2 separate regions of the Mus musculus genome follow, and region 2 is linked to region 1. The links are chromatin contacts, found by Hi-C or POLR2A ChIA-PET in ENCODE. All regions are on one chromosome and are shown on one strand. The core of a region is the stretch at or near the end of the contact, and the rest is flanking DNA. Distances in the headings are between cores, read along the strand shown. Region 1 holds the start of Dgkg (diacylglycerol kinase, gamma). Region 2 has its middle 42 kb from the start of Dgkg.

Region 1 (4,128 bases), core at 1,314-3,813:
AGAAAAAAGCTCACCTCACCTCACTGTGTGTCCACTCCAAGCAGGGAATTTAGGGTATTGAAGGCTATTTCCCAGCCCTCTCCTCTCCTCCTTGTATAAAGTGCCCATTTTCTCCTGGTCTTTGAGGCACACATCTACTAATCTTTCAGATCCCGTGCCCAGCCTGCCCCATCCACATTTTGTTTTATCAGACTAGCTGTTCGTTTTGCTGCTCCTATCTCTCATGCCTTCCATACTGCTCTGACCTTCATTATGACACTTTTCCTGCATGTCACTAGAGTGGAACTCAAGCAGCCACTTCTTAGCCTCTGTCAGCAAGGCTTCTTGTACTGTAAGTACCCTGTATCTGCTTAGATGTTTAACTCAGCACCACCATTGAATCCCCCAAAGGAATCTATTCACAAACCCTCTTGTGAACACTTTTGACTTCATAAACATATTTTATAGGAACAAGCACCTATTTACCAATCTTTATAAGCATTTCTGTTCTCCAAATTCTTGCTTGGCACCCTTTGCAGAGTTTCTTATTATTATATAATAACTTCCCTAGCATGCCAAGTTGGATCGCTACACTCTACTTCTGCCTGCCTTCCCCATTTATGCTATCAAGCTTATTATTTCCTTATTGTCAAAGACAGAAAGCTCCATGTTGTCCCAACTCTTGCCTGCAGCCATGCCTTCCCTATCCAGGCTCTCCTTCAAGTTAGCCTTCTCTAGAATGAGTCCGGACTAGGGAGAGACAAATGGTTTTCTGTGACACATGTGCAACTGTGGTTGCCTCCTCAGGGATGCAATTCAGAAGAGAAGAACTGCATCTTCCACAGTCACTCAGCCCAGCACAGCAAAGACATATACAGTAAGATTACAGCTCAATGGAGATGGTGTATACAGTAAGCCTATGCCCAGTGAAGATGTATACAGTAGGCCCATGCTTGGTGAACATATATACATTAAGCCTATGCTCAAGGAAGATGTATACAGTAGGCCTGTGTTCTGTGAGTATGTGTACAGTAAGCCTGTGCTTGGGCCTGCCTTTTTAAAAGACAAGACACTAACATTTCTAAGCCCTTTCTGTCTTTCCATTCCTCTTTTCTCCCAGGTGAGGTCCATGACGGGAGTCAGTGCGAAGTGCCTGAAAAGATAGCAGGAACTTTAATAAATATTCTCGGAATGAGTAAGTCAGTACCTGACATGGAAACAAGAAGATGAAGGACAAACTCACACACGTGTTACAGAACACCCTCACACCAAGTGTGTCAGCCTGGCTGAGGGCAGCTCTGAGAAGCTACCCAGGGGCCCTGGATCAAAGAATGGATTGTGGATGAAGTGTGAGCACAGGGTATCATCCATCCATCCATTGGCTTTGCCCTTATCATCATGCGGAAGGAAGTGTAAGAGCTCTCAGGACTTCTGTTCTGTCTTGGTTCCATCACCCCCTGCTAGTGGCCAGGGATGAGTTAACCACTGGGTCTTTCAGTGCTTTTCAACAGTCACGTCTGCAGCTTCCTCCCCAGATGCCTAGACACACAGTCCCCTGCTCCTCTGCGTTCCGAAAAAAAAGCTTTTCTTGGCTGCAGTTCCACACAGGGACCTCCACTGCCCACTGGCAGAAGAGAATTCTTGGCTGTGGAAACGGGTGAACTCCACATATTTTACAGATGAGAGTAAACTCCTGGTGACTCTAAATGTGGTGTGAAACTGACAAAAGTCATTCTGTTGAAATAACATCGCCGCTGCTGCCACCCTACGCAGACACCCGCGTCATGGAAAGAAAAGGTCCCACAGGTCCCCGTGCCTCTGCCACTGCAGCCTCTTGGGCCTTATCCTCAATCCCACGTCATTTTCTCTAATTTTCTACTTTTCCTTTTTTTTTTCTAGTTCTCTTTTTTCTTGTGCATGTATATTTTGTTTGTTTTAGAAGTGTTTTATTTGTCCTGTAGGAAGACTACCCAATGTCATGCAAAGACAAAGGAGAAAAATCATAATCTTTAGTCCTGAGACCTTACCCATCCATCAGAGCCCCTTTCTGCTTAGCTAGATTGATCCCGACCATGTATGCCTGCAGAGGAGAAATAATCACCAATCTGCTGCCACTGGGTCAAGATTGTCAGAAATGTCCTTCTGGACGGGATCGATGACAATGGACATCAGAGACAGCGAGTTCCTAGAAAACAGAGAACTTGTTGATTTATTTTTATGTTAATATATTTTTCTTTGCTTTGGTTGGAATATTTAGGCAGCTCAGACCCCTAGGTTTCTAGGTTAAGGAACGTAAACAGCCAGAGGACATTGTATTTTTCAAGTAATGTCCTCTACCTTGATGTCAGCTGGTTTCTCACAGCCACCAACCAGCACTCTGACCAAAGCCCTGCCAGCCAGGAGTGCCCTGATCATGTACAGAGGTTCCCACCCAACGCATCCGTGGGTGTGCGAGTGTGCGCGCAGCACGTGTTTATGTGTGTGCACCAGTGTGTTTGTGGGGTGCGCGTGTGTCTGCGCGCGCGGGTGTGTGGCGGGGGCGGGCACTGCGCCCGGGGGGCAGGGCTCCGCAGCGAGAGTGGCAGCTGGACTTGCGATGCTGCGAGGGACAGGGTGCAGAGCCGCAGTGCCGTAGCGGGTAGCAGAGGCAGCCTTCCCTTCCAGCAGCGAAGGCGGAAGACCCCGGGGCGCCAACCCTGGTGGCTGCCTGATGTCTCCGCCCCAGAGAGGGCTGCACCGGGAGATCGCCCGGGCGCCCGCTTCGGTCCCCTTCTGTCTCTCGGTTCCTCTTTCCTCCCAAGTAAGGGAATAAGCGGCTAGGAGGGAGCGCCCCCGGCAAGCGCGCAACCAAGTGTTGCATGGTGAGGTAAGACCGCGACCGCGAACCAGGGATCACCAGTTTGGGGGGACCCGGCAGCAACTTGGAGAGCCAGGGCAAAGCAAGAGTGGGTCCCGCGATAGGGAAAGGAACTGCAGACGAGGCCCCTGCGCTCATCTTGACCGCGCCACCTGCCACAAACCCTGGCCAGAGGGGATGCGCCAGTGGACTGGGCAGGGTGGGGCCCCCTCCCTATGTGGTCGGTGCAGAAGCGAAGGTGTGCAGAGGACAAGCGGCCTTGCTTCGGGCAATTTGCTGAAGCAACTGGTCAAATGCCATCCTTTCTTACGTTGACTCCAGGGTATCCAGAGCGCGGCACAGGGAACCCGAGGGCTGCGGGGAGCAGAGAATGTCTTTCTGCTGTCTGGCCGCCAGAGCCTCTGACAGTCTCGCAGGGTTCTGAGACTTTGGGACACTCCAAGTTCAAAGCCTCTAGGGTGGTGGGTTTAGAGAGAAGCTGAAGAGAATACAGACACCTTGGCAAATAAAAGGGGTAGCGTCGTGGGAATCTAATATCGGCCTGTTTCTTTTGGGTCACAAGACCTGTCTGTGTTGGTATCTCTATAAGGGAACCTCCAGAATTACCTGTGGGGCTGTGAGGCCGTGGGACATACACGAGAACTCCTCAAGACCCCCGCACACATATCTCCTGATGTCTCTTTCTTCAGAACTAGTGAACTAGAATTTGAGGAGGGGGCTGTGGAGCTCGTAAAAGCCCTACAGGTGATTCAGGGGCTCTGCCTCCATCCCTGCTGTGGACAGGGAAGAAAAGCACCATATGCAAGCAGTCCCGTTGTGCAATTCTGGGTAGCTAGGTAGCGGAGAGACCCCTCCCTCAGTCGCCGGGGGTGGGAGGAGGAGGGCACCAGGAGGGTCTGCTGAGGGGCCAGATGACATGTGACTGAACCACAGTGGCGTTCAAGAGTGCTGGGTGGACCTGCGGACTCACTTGTCCCGGCTGCTAGATTATCTGTCCGTGCCTCATTAGCATACGATGGCCTCCCTGTGGGGAGCAGGACCTAGGAGAACTGTTTGTCAAGCTTTCGGTTCGGGGCCTTAGGGGACACATCATAGATCTAGAGATGTACAATGACCACCTCCAAACATCATGAGGGACAGTAGTCTGCCCTTCTGGTCTGGAAGGGGACATCGACTTTGTTATCTTGGTGCCTGGGATTCAGTGTTCATAAAACGCAGCTTCAGGATCCACTTGCTGGAGTACAGGGTATCCCCACAGTCAACAAAGGACTGAAGGAGTGACATTGGCTCAC
Region 2 (4,013 bases), core at 1,388-3,887, 42 kb before region 1:
AGATGTCAAACCCAAGGGACCCTCTTAGCTTGCGCATCTGTCTGATGGAGGGAAGGGTTTATTAGGCTGGACACAGTTTCTACATAACTACAATAGTCAATGACACTTTGGAATACACACAGCCTTCTGCCTTTGCATACCAATTTTGAAGTTATACTCATTTTTTTTGTAACTTTGTAAAAATCAGCATTTTCAGTCTTCCAGGTTGATAATGCACTGTTATTAAGAAATAACAGTAATTTACGGTAGTGAGATGCTCGGGGGACAAAGGGCTTGCTGCACACATCTGGGATGCTAGTCTAGTCCTTGGAACCCAAATAAAGGTGGACGGAGAAACCTGATGCCACAGGTGTCCTCTGACCTCTACATGTGTGTCATCAAACACATGTCTTCATCACACACACACACACACACACACACACACACACACACACACACACTAATGCATTTTAAATGAAAAACAATAGTGACAAGCATTATAAGGACAATGGTGAATAAGATAGCAAGACATATAACATGCTTTTCTCTATGTCAGATATTGTACCTTAATTTCTATTATCTGATTTGGTCCTGACTGATGTGACAAAGTTCTAATGGTAACTTCTTGCCCAAATTTACGCAGTAGTAAATATCCATACTTGGCAATGGGACTGTTATGAAATGAATATGAATGGGAAATGTCTTCCCATAGGCATGTGTGTTAGATGCTTGGTCCTCACCTGGCAGAGCTATTTTGGGGAGGTTTTGGAAACTTCTTAGGAGCTGGATCTTAGCTTGGGGAGGTAGGTCACTGGGGGATGCTTTTGAAGGCTCAGTCTGGTCCCTGGTTCCTTTGTCTGCTTCCTGTGTTCCAGGATGTGAGTAGCAGCTACCACATGTTCTGTCCTGGTTCACCATGGGCCCAGACTCTGAAACAGTGACATATTACTTCCCTCTCCCCTTTTAGTTGTTTTTGTGAGGTTTTTGTTGTTATTTCATTACATTGAGGGCATTATAACTGAAAAAGTCCCAGTGTTCACGCAACAGCCACGCTTCTTCTCAATGCCTGTTTTTAGTTCCAAGGGGCATCCCTTCTCTGGTGCAGCCCCGCCTGAAAGTTTTGAACAGTAGTGACAGAATATTGAACTGGGAGATGAGAGATGAGATCCTGGACTGAACTTTCCAAAATTTGCCAACAGTACACCTTTCATCAACAAGTCATCGTGAGCCTCATTGACAGCCACTATAAAACAGAGGTGACAATATCTACACAATGAGCACCACCCCCATTGCAGCTGCTAAATAAGTTCAATCATGTAGATGGCACCACTTTATAGAATAAAGAAGCTGCTGCTGCTTATGGAATTATCACTGTATCTCAGATCCGGGCAGATGGCTTCATGGACCAGACTCAAGCTGTTACTAGAATTGATTGTGAAGGTCAGACTTGCTCCTTCTGCTGTGAACCTGGCTCTGGATTTGTCCTTCCCACCCCATCATAGGAGTGCTGCTGTCTCAGTGAGGATCCCTGGAGAGGCCCGAGTCAAACTGCCCTGGAGACATCAGCACTTCAGAATGTCAGAGATAGAGGCCAGGAGGAAGGAGAGTCCATCTTTCTCTTTAAGCAAGGCTGGAGAAGGTGCCGGCTCTGAAAACCTTTCCCTCTCCTGACTCTAAACCCGAAGTGGTAGCTTCTTTCTGTTAGTATAATGGGACACCCTAACCCTGGCTTTCGCACATTACCACGTGAGGCAGCTTCCCCAGATCCCTGGACCTGGAAACTTCATGGAAACTATAGTCCATCCACCCATCCACTACCAGAGAGAGCCTGTATTGGTCCACAAAGACTCACAGGCTTTGGCCCTGGTCTTTGGGGGGGAGGGGCAGCCTTCATCTGGGAGTAGACATAGATGTTACCCTCGAGGGATACTTGGTATGTTTGGATAGATTAGATTCTTTATATTCTGACCTCTCTATTTTCTTTTTCTACTTCAGGGGCCGGAAGAAGGGGGACTGTTTCCAGACTATTTTAGGTGAACTTGCTAAAGAATAAAAAATGAAAAGAAAGAAGAAAACGAGCGAGGAGACGTCACAGCTATTTTTAGCTGACTCTCCTCTCCCTCTAGGCCATGGGCTCTATTTGGGAACCTGTGTCTTTGGTGGGCAGCCAACCTTGTGCTTTTTCACAGAGCAGTTACTGGCAGAGGGCAAACATGTCTGGTCCTCCTCAGCGCATTCATGGTGACAGGCTAACCTCTGTTCTGGCTCAATGCTCCTGGCCTCCAGTGGCTCAGCTGCTTTCTACCGTGCCAACATGATGCAGTCAGGACTTTGGCTCTGCCCTCAGGCTCAGGGGCATCAGGACACAGCAACTTCTAGCAAATTAATGACTTTGTATGGCCACATGTTATGAAGAATCATTCATTATTCACTGGCCTGGGATCCCTTGCAAACTGTGATCATATGACCTGCTACCTGCTCGGGGATCCTTGCTGCTAAATACAAACCCAGAAATTCATGAATGTTTCATTCAAGCAGAAACGATTTCGGTTTTGAGATGGCTCATCATAGAAACTGGGGGGGGGGGGGAGGGAGAACACGCATAGTCAATCGGATGGAAATGTCCCAGGGACCAAACCTAGTAGATCTGAGACCCAACTCAGGAAGGGGCCAGCATTGGCAAGGAAGAGGCCCCATGTGGGAGGTAACAGGGATCAATACAAGGAGTCACCAATTGGACAGTGCAGGAACCTGACACAGTCCTGTTCAGAAAAGGAGTTGCTGCAAGAATGAGGTCCCAGTCTCCAGTTCTAGTGAGAAGTTAGTGGGGTTTCAGGAAGCACAACAAAGAGCCACAGAATGGAGAGCATACGAATAGCAAAAACTGACTTTATTCCTACTGCTTTAGAAGCTGAGACAGTCAGATCCTCAGTGTCCTGTGAGGGCTTCCTGCTTCACAGGAATTACTTGCTGTCTGTGTGCTCTTGTGGGGAGAGGGGCCATCCCCTCATAAGTACACTCATCCCATTCTTGAGAGATCTACTCTCATGACTTACTTCCCAAAGCCCCGGCCCTCTGACCTTACACATTGAATAGTTGTAACAAATGTTCAGTTATTAACAAGTAGGTCAGGTAATGATTTATTAGAAAAGATAAAAAATACACTCCGTGTCTTATTTGCTTCCCGGCTACTCTGACAAACACCATGACTAAGAGAAACGTGGGAGAGGGAAGGGTTTATTTGGTTTGCAGGCTACACTGAAGTCAGGAATCCCGAATCTCGGAATGCGCCTTACAGGTATATTTACCCGAGTGCAAATAACACAGGCACAGAGGTGATTTATAGTATTTGGTCTGTAGCACTGAACATATGAAAATAACATGAGTGTCCACCAATAGCAAAGCTGTGAAATAAGCTATGGAGAATCTGAGTTCTGATGTGGAAAAATAGCTAGGATATATTAACTAAAAACAAGGCAAGAATTCTAAGGATACTCTAAAGCTTTGTTTTAAATGAAGAAGGGGAAGAAAATGGAAGAGGGTTTGAGAGACTGATGGCAGCGGCTGGATGGAAGGGGACTTGAGAGACTGATGGCAATGAATGGCTGGAGTAGGGATGAGGACCATGCATATGTGAACTAAATGAAGCAAGCAGCTTGCTAAATATATTTACATATTTTAAATTTATGGTCTTTGTAAACTATTACAGATCCACAATTAAACTGAAAAGAGGAATAAAGAAGCTGAACAACCAAACCAGATGACCCCGCCCTACAAGTTTGCAGCGACGATCCTTCCTGTAATCAGGTGGCCTCTTCCCGTCTCCCATGACAACTGTGGATCAAAACCACTGACCTCTGCAAACCACAGGCACAGATAGATGTCACACAGTCCCGACAGAAACAAATTAAATTATTTTGTAGGAAATAATAACGTAATTAAGAAAAAAGGAGAACCCGAGGCAGGTCTTTGCAAGAGAAAAAATGTAAGATCATTAATTTTCACAAGCTAGAAGAGTGTTCTGTGTAAATATC

The links. A loop is a pair of places that touch in the nucleus more often than their neighbours do. ChIA-PET counts read pairs that join two places held with the same protein, here RNA polymerase II (POLR2A).
Region 2: a map of T-helper 17 cell shows a loop between it and region 1 (1.8-fold over the local background). The contact joins the enhancer-like site here to the promoter of Dgkg in region 1. A Hi-C loop is called at or near these places in 1 of 37 maps with a recorded cell type or tissue (T-helper 17 cell). POLR2A ChIA-PET finds 5 or more read pairs at or near these places in 1 of 5 experiments (Patski).

The regions. Positions count from the first base shown.
Region 1 is chr16:22,655,666-22,659,793 of GRCm38, reverse strand. It overlaps Dgkg (diacylglycerol kinase, gamma), which reads left to right and starts at 2,563. Exons shown (of 25, transcript NM_138650.2): 1 at 2,563-2,845.
Region 2 is chr16:22,697,401-22,701,413 of GRCm38, reverse strand. No RefSeq gene overlaps it. Among named protein-coding and RNA genes, the nearest start is that of Dgkg, 42 kb to the right of the region's middle. Within about 2 kb of position 2,637, at least 1 of the 3 ENCODE cell types and tissues checked has a DNase peak (open chromatin) inside an H3K27ac peak, as active enhancers do.